Linked DNA regions of Homo sapiens: region 2 is linked to region 1. A link is an interaction called in ENCODE POLR2A ChIA-PET data of the cell type or tissue named here. Cell type or tissue: PC-9. All regions are shown on one strand. Links, peaks and the distances in the headings refer to the core of each region. The heading gives the core; the rest is flanking DNA.

Region 1 (5,370 bases), core at 287-5,286:
ACTGCAACCTCTGCTTCCTGAGCTCAAGCAATCCTCCCTCTTCAGCCTCCTGCGTAGCTGGAACCACAGGCGCGTATCATTACACTTAGCTAATTTTCGCACTTTGTTTTTGTAGAGACAGGGAGATTCACTATATAGCCTAGGCTGGTCTTGAGCTCCTGGGCTCAAGCAATCCTCCTACTTCAGCCTCCTAAAGAGATGGGATTCCAGGTATGAGCCACTGTGCCTGGCCTATTTATAGTTTAATGGTAACATCTGCTATGCTTAGAAGTTTGCAGTCCACAAATTTACATTCATATCGGTGCTATTGTCTTTGGGACTTCTGGCTCCCCTGGGAAGGTGAACTGCTACTTTGTAGATGGAAAACTGAGGTTGTGGCATTGAGATTTGCCCAAAGCCATTTGGGGGGGGAGGGTAAATGGTGCAACCAGGACACCAAGTGTCTCCCGGTCTCACATTCTCACGCCTTGATAGTATGTTTTGACAGCAGGTTGTTTTGGCGAGGATGCTTTCAGATGCGTTGTAAAAACCCTACTGATAAATTGGGCTTGAACAACCAGGTCACTTAAGATTTCACATATTGAGAAGTGAGTGGCTGCAGAGTTGGCTAATTAGGCAGCATCACACAGTCAAAGACCCTGCCTCCTGCTCTGCCTTCCCCAGGCTGTCTTGCCTCATGGCTCTAAGATGGCTGCCACCGCTCCAGGCTTCACAACCTCACACAACTGTGTCCAGAAATAAGGACACAGCTTCTCTTCTTGCATAGCTCTGTTGCCCAGGCTGGAGTGCTATGGCATGATCTTGGCTCACTGCAACATCCACCTCCCTGGTTCAAGCGATTCTCCTGCCTCAGCCTCCCAAGTAGCTGGGACTACAGGTGCCCACCAGCACACCGGCAAATTTTATATTTTTAGTAGAGACAGGGTTTCACCATGTTGGCCAGGCTGGTCTCGAACTCCTGACCTCAAGTGACCTGCCCGCCTAGGCTTCCCAAAGTGCTGGGATTACAGGCGTGAGCCACCGTGCCCGGCCTGGATCAGGCTTTAATCTGAAATTTAACCAGGATAATCCTGGAGTCTTTTTTTCTGAATAAATGGCACTCTCATAAAAGCTGTTTTAAAATGTGGGCCAACAGAAGAGAAGAGGACTGCCATTGAAAAGATGGTTTAGGCTGGGCACGGTGGTTCATGCTGCAATTCCAGCACTTTGAGAGGTCGAGGCAGGAGCATCACTTGAGGCCAGGAGTTCAAGACCAACCTGGGCAATATAGCAAGACCTGGTCTCTACAAAAAGTTTTTTTGTTTTGTTTTGTTTTGTTGTTGTTGTTGAAGCAGAGTCTCACTCTGTCTCCCAGGCTGGAGTGCAGTAGCATAATCTCAGCTCACTGCAACTTCTGCCTCCCAGGCTCAAGTGATTCTCCTGCCTCAGCCTCCCAATTAACTGGGATTACAGGCACATACCACCACACCCCACTAATTTTTGTATTTTTAGTAGAGACTTAGTAGAGCTGCACCATTTCAGGGGGAGGAATGCTCCCCCATGAAGGAGGGGACACACAAGAAGGCCCCCACTCCTAATCTCCCACTGCAGCAACTGTCCCACAAGCATCTCCCACTCTGTGAAGACAGAATTTTGTTTAGGTCTATTGTCCCCTGAAACCATCTCTCTATGGACTTGAATGGAGAATTATTAAGACTTTGCCGGCCACACGCAGTGGCTCATGACTGTAATCCCAGCACTTTGGGAGGCTGAGGAGGGAGGATTGCTTAAAGCCAGGAATTTGAGACCAGCCTGGGCAATACAGCGAGACCCCATCTCTACTAAAAATTTAAAAATTAGCTGGGCATAGTGGCACGTGACTAATCCCAGCTACTCGAGAAGCTGAGGTGGGAGCATCTCTTGAGCCCCGGAGGTCAAGGCTGCAGTGAGCTGAGATTGCACCACCACACTCTAGCTTGGGCAAAAGAGCAAGACCCTGTCAAAGAAAGGAAGAGGAAAGATAGAGGAAAGAAAGAAAAGGAAAGGGGAGGGGAGGAGAGGGGAGAGGAGGGAAAGGACAGGACAGGAAAGGAAAGGGGGCAAGGGAGGGAGGGAGGGAGGGAGGAAGGAAGGGAAAGAAGGAGAGAAAGAGAGAAAGAAATGAAAGGAAGCAGTGAAAGGAGGGAGGGAAGGAGGGAGGGAGGGAAGGAAGGAAGGAAGGGAGGGAGGGGAGGGGAGAAAGAAAGAGAAAGAGAAGAAAGGAAAGAAGGAAGGAAGAAAAAAGAATGAAGGAAAGAAAGAAAGAAAGAAAAAGAGAAAGAAAGAAGAAAAGAAAGAGAAAATAGAATTTTCACAGCCAGAGGCCTTGGAAAGATCATCCCGCCCCAACCCCCTTTTTACAGGTGAGAAAACCGAGGCCCAGAGAAGGGGAAAGGGGAAGGGAAGGGCTCAAGCTGGCACGGCAAGCTGGTGACGAACCAGGACAACCGCCAGGATTCCTGCTTTTAATTTCCTCCCATCCTCCTGCAATCAGCGGGGAGGCTGGTTCCCAGTGTTCACTTGGGGGGGAAAATCCCTGATAAGAATCTAAGGAATGTGACTGCTGAAAGGGACTGACTGTGGAATTTGGCATCCGACACGATCACATCACAGCCCAGCGAGTCTCCACCAGCAGAACACCTTTTCCAAAGGACCAGGCTCTGGGACTAATTGTCCGGCAGCCGGTGGCACCCCCGCCACACACTGCTGTCTTGGCATCTCTGAGAAATTCCTCAGTTCCCCTGCAAAGGTCAGGCCCGGGAGAATTTGAAGCCACTCCGAATCCAGGGGAGAATGAAATAAACCCGGCTGGTAATGAAGTCTGCCTTTTATGTTGGATCATTTCTTTCCAAGTCTGACATTTCTTCCTACCTTTCAAGGTAGGAATTTTTGGCAGTTCACGTAACCCCCAGCAGGCAGAGAGGAAACGTGGCTTCGACACCACCAGATCCTGCAGCTTTCCGCTGGAGACAAGAGGTGGTGTCCTGGGTTGGGGCCCAGTTGGGAAATTGCTGCAGGGTCCATCCCTCTCCAGGGTCTTCCTCCTCCTCCTCCTCTTCTCCCTCCTCCTCTTCCTCCTCTTCCTCCTCCTTCTCTTCCTTCTCCTCCTCTTCCTCTACCTCCTACTCTTCCTCCTCCTCAGCCTCCAACATCTTCTTCCTCCTCTTCCTCCTCCACCTCCTCCTCTCCCTCTTCTGCCTCCTCCTTTTCCTCTTCTTCCTCCTACTCTTCCTCTTCCTCCTCCTTTTCCTCCTCCTCTTTCTCTTCTTCCTCCTACTCTTCCTCTTCCTCCTCCTTCTCTTTGTCCTCCTGCTCCCCCTCCTCTTCCTTCTTCTAGTCTTCCTTTTCCTCCTCCTCCTTCTCCTCTTCCTTCTCTCCTCTTTCTCTTCCTTCTCCTTCTCCTCCACCTCCTGCTCCTCTTCTTCTTCCTCCTCCTCCTGGCAGGATTAGAGCTGGGAGAGGCTTTAGAGACCATCCCGCTGACATAGCTTTCATCATCACCCTCATCATCACTGGTAGGAAGCTCAGAGCAGTGCTGCCTCTTGTCCAGAAGCCCAGTGACTGGGAGGCTAGGCAGGCAGAGTCAAAGGCCTCGTCATGTTCTACAATCCTCTGGGGCTGGTCTCCACTGTCCAGACGGCTTGAAGGATCAGGGAAAGCCTTACCCCTATGCCTTCTCCAGGCAGGTAGTTCTGCAAAGAGCTGGTATGACAGCGCCATCCCTGGGTCTGCAAAATCATCCCCAAGCCAGGGACTCGGTGACAACTTCCAGCCAAATGCAGCCTCACACGGGACACACCTGTGCAGACGTGCTGCTGTCCACCTGACCCGTGTAACTGCAGCCTGCAGAGAGACCACAGGCCCTTGAACTCCCGTCTCCGCATCTCCCCACCCCTCGTTCGGGTTTAGCGCAGGGCCCACATCAGTGGTATTTACTGAATGAACAAGTGAAGGAAGGAAGGCGGTGTGGGTCGGGCGCAGTGGCTCATGTCTGTAATCCCAGCACTTTGGGAGGCCAAGGTGGGTGGATCACCTGAGGTCAAGAGTTCAAGACCAGCCTGGCCAACATGGTGAAACCCGGTCTCTACTAAAAATACAAAACTTAGCTGGGCATGGTGATGTGCACCTGTAATCCCAGCTACTCGGGAGGCTAAAGCAGAAGAATCGTTTGAACCTGGGAGGCAGAGGTTGCAGTGAGCTGAGACCGCACCATTGCGCTCCAGCCTGGGCAACAAGAGCGAAACTCCATCTCAAAACAAATAAACAAACAAAAAATAAAATAAAATAAAAATACAAAAATTAGCCAGGAGTGGTGGCGGGCACCTGCAATCCCAGCTACTCAGGAGGCTGAGGCAGGACAATCACTTGAATCCAGGAGGTGGAGGTTGCAGTGAGCCGAGATCGTGCCACTGCACTCCAGCCTGGGTGACAGAGTGAGACTCCATCTCAAAAAAAAAAAAAAAAAAAAAAAAAATAGGAAAAAAAAGAAAGGCAGTGTGGACTGAGGTCTGGAAGGGACAAAGCCCACTCCATGACCGAGCCCACCAGGCCTTCTGCAAGGATCTCCCTGCGCTCCTGAACCCCTGAGCCCTAGGCTGAGCCATGCCTCTCTCCACATCTGGGCCTTTAGCCCACCAAAGTCTAGAATGCCTACTCCCCTCCCCACCCCTGCCTCCCTGAGGGCCACCTACTCGTCTTCCACATCCTGCTCAAGTGGCCCCTTCACTCTCAAATATTTGCTGTCCCCTCTGCACAGATTTGGTCCCCGCCCTTTGGTTCCTCCAACTCTGCCCACAGCACTCGCAGCCACTGTACCACCCCCGGACATGACTGTCTCTCTCTCCCTGAGAGCAGAGACTTACTCAACTTGGATCTCTGCGGCAGCATCTGGCATTGAGTGGGTGATAAGTAAATATCTGGGAAGGCCAGGGGCAGCGGGGGCCATGGAAGAACTAATTATACATAAACTGTGTATTGGAAGAAACAACTTTATGATTCTTATGTTGTTTCTAACATATTTTGTGATCAGATTATTTCCCATGGGAATGCATGTTCAAAATTAGAATGAAGGCGGGGCACAATGGCTCACGCCTGTAATCCTAGCACTCTGAGAGGTTGAGGCAGGAGGATCAGCTGAGGTCAGGAGTTTGAGACCAGCCTGGGCAACATGGTGAAACTCTGTCTCTATTAAAAATACAAAATTTAGCCAGGTGTGGTAGCTTATACCTGTAATCCCAGCACTCTGGGAGGCCGAGGCAGGAGGATCACCTGAGGTCAGGAGTTCAAGACCAGCCTGGGCAAAATGGTGAAATCCCATATCTACTAAAAATACAAAAATTAGCCAGGTGTGGT
Region 2 (5,370 bases), core at 116-5,115, 69 kb before region 1:
ACCAAAAAGCGGCAGCAAAACATGCAACCCAGGCCGGGCGCAGTGGCTCACGCCTGTAATCCCAGCATTTTGGGAGGCTGAGGTGGGCGGATCACAAGGTCAGGAGATCAAGACCATGCGGTGAATGGTGAAACCCTGTCTCTACTAAAAATACAAAAAATTAGCCAGGCGTGGTGGCGGGCGCCTGTAGTCCCAGCTACTCGGGAGGCTGAGGCGGAAGAATGGCGTGAACCCAGGAGGTGGAGCTTGCAGTGAGCAGAGATTGTGCCACTGCACTCCAGCCTGGGCGACAGAGTGAGACTCCGTGTCAAAAAAAAAGAAAAAAAAAAAGATGCAACCCATAGTCAGCTCATAAACCAGTTGGGAAGATAAACATATAGGCAATTGAGAAAAAAAGAAGAAAACTCCAAGCCTGTAAGAGAAGCACTGAATGAGAGGCCCAGGCAATAAATAACTACAAAGGCACAGCAAGGCTCAGGGATTCTGGAACATTCCAACGCCATGTCGGGGAAACGCAGGCAATGCTTTAGGTGGTTCTTGTGGGAACAGGAGACCCAGAGACAAGTGCACCCCCTCTGCAGATCCGGAGGTCCCCTGGGGCCCCACAACACTTCGACTGGAAGGAGTGAGGGTTAGAGCCACAGATTGCGGTGTTTATGGGCTCCTAAGAGCATGTGGGCACTTCGTAAATGCGATTTGATGGTGGAACAGTTGGCTGAGGGAAGGGCTGTCCTCATCCCAGCTGCTCCATGCTCTCCTGGGAGGCATTTTCCCGAGGCGCAATGTGCATGACCTGAGCTACATGGTCCTCACCTACCAGGATGGCCTCAGTCCATACATGCTTAGCACAACCCCTCCATGGCGGAATGGATCCACCTGTTGGAGGAGTCTCAACCAGAGTGACTCCATCTTGAATAATGGCCAAATAAAGCCAAACCTGGTAGGTTACATTCCCAGGAAGTTAGGCACTCTTGGTTACAGGGTGTTTATGGTGGAAGGGATGAGTTAACTAACTAAATAAGACCTCGAACTTAAAGAGATGTCCTGATGCCCTGATATCTTAAGAAGAAAAAACATCCTTAGTTTAAAAATAAGTTTCAAGGCTGAGCACAGCGGCTCACACCTGTAATCCCAGCACTTTGGGAGGCCAAGGTCGGCAGATTGCTTGAGCTCAGGAGTTCCAGACCAGCCTGGCAACGTGGTGAAACCATCATCTCTATAAACAAATTTGGAAACTGGCCAGGCGTGATGGCGCATGCCTATAGTCTTAGCTACTTGGCGGTCTGAGGCAGGAGGATAGCTTGACCCTGGGCGGTTGAGGCTGCAGTGAGCCATGTTTATACCACTGCACTCCAGCCTGGGTGACAAAGTAAGATCCTGTCTCAAAAAAAAAGTTTTGCTTTAAAGATAATAGCATACCTATTAATTCTTGCTGAAATCAACAGTTACACAAGAGAATAGCAATACTAATTGCCTGTCACAACCTGATCACAAACCTTTGGAATAAAGCATGTAAGACCTTATTCTGGCCGGGCGCAGCGGCTCATGCCTGTAATCTCAGCACTTTGGGAGGCCAAGGTGGGCAGATCACTTGAGGTCAGGAGTTGGAGACCAGCCCAGCCAACATGGTGAAACCCCATCTCTACTAAAAATACAAAAATGAGCCAGGCACGATGGTGCGTGCCTATCGTCCCAGCTACTCTGAAGGCTGAGGCAGGAGAATCGCTTGAACTCGGTAGGTGGAGGTTGCAGTGAGCTGAGACTGTGCCACTGAACTCCAGCCTGGGCAACAGAGTGAGACTCTGTCTCAAAAAAAAAAAAAAAAAAAAAAAAAACAAACAACAACAACAACAACAAAACATTATTCTTAGCTCTGTTATTCTATTTAAGCAAGCATTGTATTTGACGTGAGTGTATTCCTTCTGCTTTCTGAGGATAGCCTATTCTGTAATTGAGTAGTCTCTAATACATTATCTTAGCTTCACTATACTCGGCAACTCACCCTGAATTCTTTCCTGTGTAAGATCCAAGAACCCACTATTGGGAGTCTAGATGACACTCCTTTCCGGTAACACACTCACACAGGGTGTATCGTGATGTGGCTCCACATCAGCCACCCTATTCAAATCTCTGCCATTGCTCAGCCATGTGCACAAGGCAAGTATAAAGCCCTTATGCTTAATTGCATGGGAACAGATATTATGGCACGTGGGGGCTGGCACTGTGAAATGTCATTGCTGGAAATCAGGGCCTCCTGTACCTTGACCTTAAGGCCCGAGTGAGTGTCTTCAGTACACAGAGTAGCATCCAGCCTCAGCTCCAAAGGCCTCTGTGTCTGTGGTATAATAAAATATATGTATTTGGTCTTTGTTGAAATTGCTAGCGTGGAGCCCCTAAGACCCTTGGAATTTCCTGAGTGATAGGAGTGTGTTTTGTTATTCATAACAAGCCTCTTTCCCCCAAATCTGAGTTTATGCTAAGTGAGGTGATCCCTGCTGGGCCCCTAGACAGCTTCAGGGTGAGAGGGTGGGGGCCAGAGAAGCCAGCCACGTGACTAGAGGGTGGGAACTTTCAGCTCCAACCTTGACCCCCAGGAAGAGAAGAAAGATGAGATTGTGTTAATCAACAATGGCCAATGATGTAATCAATCGAGCCTATGTAACGAGACCCCATATAAAAACCCTAACAGTGGAGATTATGGAGCTTCCAGGTTGGTAAGCACCTGAATGTTCTGGGACAGCGGATACTCAGAAAAGATAGAGAAGCTCTACATCCCGTCCCCACCCTCCATACTGGCCTATGTGATACAGGAGATAGAAAGAGATTATTTAGGCAGAGAGCAACGGCGATACAGTCCTTGGCAAGGTTTCCCTTTTAACAAAAAGCAGCCCCCAAATCATTTCTTTTCTAACAAAGAGCAGCCTGAAAAATCAAGCAGCAGACATAGAGAAGAAAGACAGAAGCTTGCAGGGGTGAATGCCGGCAGCTATGCCAATAGAAAAGGGCTACCCGGGGCTGGGCGTGGTGGCTCATGCCTGTAATCCCAGCACTTTGGGAGGCCGAGGTGGACGGATCACCTGAGGTCAGGAGTTCAAGACCAGCCTGGCCAACATGGTGAAACCCCCTCCCTACACAAAAAATTAGCTGGACATGGCGGTGCGCGCCTGTAATCCCAACTATTCAGGAGGCTGAGGCAGTAGAATCGCTTGAACCTGGGAGGCAGAGGTTGCAGTGAGATCGAACCACTGCACTCCATCCTGGATGACAGAGCCAGACTCTGTCTCGAAAAAAAAAAAAAAACAAAAAAAAAGGCAATCCATTTCTCCGGGACCCCTCTCTCTGCAGCAGAGAGAGCTCTTCTCTTGCTTTCGCTGATTCAACTTCTGCACTGACCATCATTCTTTGTGTGTCTGTGTCCTAGTTGCCCATGGTCGTGAGACAACGAATCTTGAGTATTTACCCCAGACAGCGACGCCACTTCACGTGCATCTCTCCCAGTTGGCTGCTACTCAAGTGTTTCCTTTACAATAAGATGGTAACCATCAGCAAAGTGCTTTCCTGAGTTCTGTGAGTGGTTCTAGCGAATTACCAAACATGAGGCAGAAATCGTGGACACCAGCTGGGCGCGGTGGTTCACGCCTGTAATCCCATCACTTTGGGAGGCTGAGGTGGGCGGATCACTTGAGGCCAGGAGTTCGAGACCAACCTGGCCAATATGGTGAAACCCCATCTCTACTAAAAATACAAAAATTAGCTGAGTATGGTGGCACACGCCTGTAATCCCAGCTACTCAGGAGGCTGATGCAGGAGAATTGCTTGAATCCAGGAAGCGGAGATTGCAGTGAGCTAAGATCGTGCCACTGCACACCAGGGCGAAAAGAGCAAAACTCTGTCTCAAAAAAAAAAAAAAAGAGAGAAATCGTGTAAACCCTTGAATTTGCATAAGTGCAGGTAAACTGGGCACCCCGTTTATGGCCGGCATCTGACGTGGGAGCAGTCTTATGGTCTTGAGCCCTTAAACTCTGGGGTCTGCTCTAACTCCCAGTAGTGTCTGAATGGAATGGTGGTGGTGTCAGAGAATTGGAGCAATGTATTTGGAGTCAGAAAAAAAACCACAGCAGTCTCCATTTCCTTTTCCACAAAGATATCTCCTAAATAGCTACCAGCATAGCTTTCACCCCTTTTCAGAGAGAGACCCCCAGAATTTCCAGGAGGGCTGTGTGTCTGCACAGCACTTTACAGTCCATAAAGCTATTCCTCTGCCCTACAGTGTCCCCAGGGCCCCACGAGGCAGGTCTGAAACTCAGAGAGGCATTCCTTCTGCTCAACATGCGTGTCTGCTGATGCGCTCTGCCAGATCATAGAAGATCAGGAGATGGAAACATTTGTGCTGGGAGAGTCTCTCTCCCAACCCCATTTCACAGATGAGAAAACCGAGGCCCTGCGAGGCTGTGACTTGGCCAAGGTCCACCCGGTGCAGCAGGGCAGAGCTCCATCTAGCTGCTTAATGGGAGCCAGGCCTGGGAACTGCCAGGTCTGGTGGAGGCCACTCACTGACACCAAATCTCAGCTGAGCGCCAAGGGCTTGGCCTCCAGGGCGGTGCCTGCACCCCTACAGATGGCCAGAGAAGAAGTGGAAAGGAAGTGAATGCGTCTCCCCCTCCCTCCTCCCACAGTTTCCCCAGCACATGTTCAAGACACAGAAATCTCTCATTAAAGTTTTACGGTTTAACCACCGAACATGCTACATCATCTCCATAACTTATACCTGACCTTGTGTCTAGACATGGCATCATGGGAAGGTAAGCCCCCTTCTGCAGGAAGTTTACGATAACCAGGGCTCAGTGGGTCGTTACGGAGGCCTTGCTTGGCGGCACGGAGCCCTGCCTCGGGGAGCAGAGACCTCCAAGGTGCCCCTTCCCCAGCAGGGCTACTCCTATGACCCTATTTCCAGAAGAGAAACGGATGGGCAGGTCACTTACAAAGTGATAAAAGAGCTAGAAAGAAATTCTTTAGGCAGATAGTGGGGGTAAGAGAGTCCTTGGTAAGGGTTTCCTTTTAATAAAAAGCAGCTGCAAAATAATTTCTTTTATTTTTTTTTTTTTGAGACTGAGTCTTGCTCTGTTGCCCAGGCTGGAGTGCAGTGGTGTGATCTTGGCTGGCTGCACCTCCACCTCCCGGGTTCAAGCGATTCTCTTGCCTCAACCTCCTGAGTAGCTGGGATTACAGGCGTGCACCACCATGCCCGGCTAATTTTTGTATTTTTAGTAGAGACGGGGTTTCACCATGTTGGTCAGGCTGGTCTTGAACTCCTGACCTCAAGCCATCTACCAGACTTGGCCTCCCAAAGTGCTGGGATTACAAGTGTGA

Evidence for each region. ChIA-PET counts read pairs that join two places held together with the same protein. Peaks named below come from ENCODE experiments on the same cell type or tissue, not always from the same donor. Only the 100,000 strongest peaks of a DNase experiment are listed, where the experiment ranks them.
Region 2: POLR2A ChIA-PET joins it to region 1 with 42 read pairs; 4 of 35 experiments call an interaction of 5 or more read pairs at or near these places.

Annotation. Positions count from the first base shown.
Region 1 is chr7:101,399,476-101,404,845 of GRCh38, reverse strand. All of the region lies in intron 1 of COL26A1 (collagen type XXVI alpha 1 chain), which reads right to left. Among named protein-coding and RNA genes, the nearest start is that of COL26A1, 39 kb to the right of the region's middle. RefSeq lists an enhancer at 3,315-3,842. In PC-9, for the core only: no CTCF peak of the experiment used is centred there; a DNase peak (open chromatin) is centred at 2,545; H3K4me3 peaks cover 326 bases.
Region 2 is chr7:101,468,037-101,473,406 of GRCh38, reverse strand. All of the region lies in intron 3 of COL26A1 (collagen type XXVI alpha 1 chain), which reads right to left. Among named protein-coding and RNA genes, the nearest start is that of LINC01007, 98 kb to the left of the region's middle. In PC-9, for the core only: no CTCF peak of the experiment used is centred there; no DNase peak of the experiment used is centred there; H3K27me3 peaks cover 2,082 bases.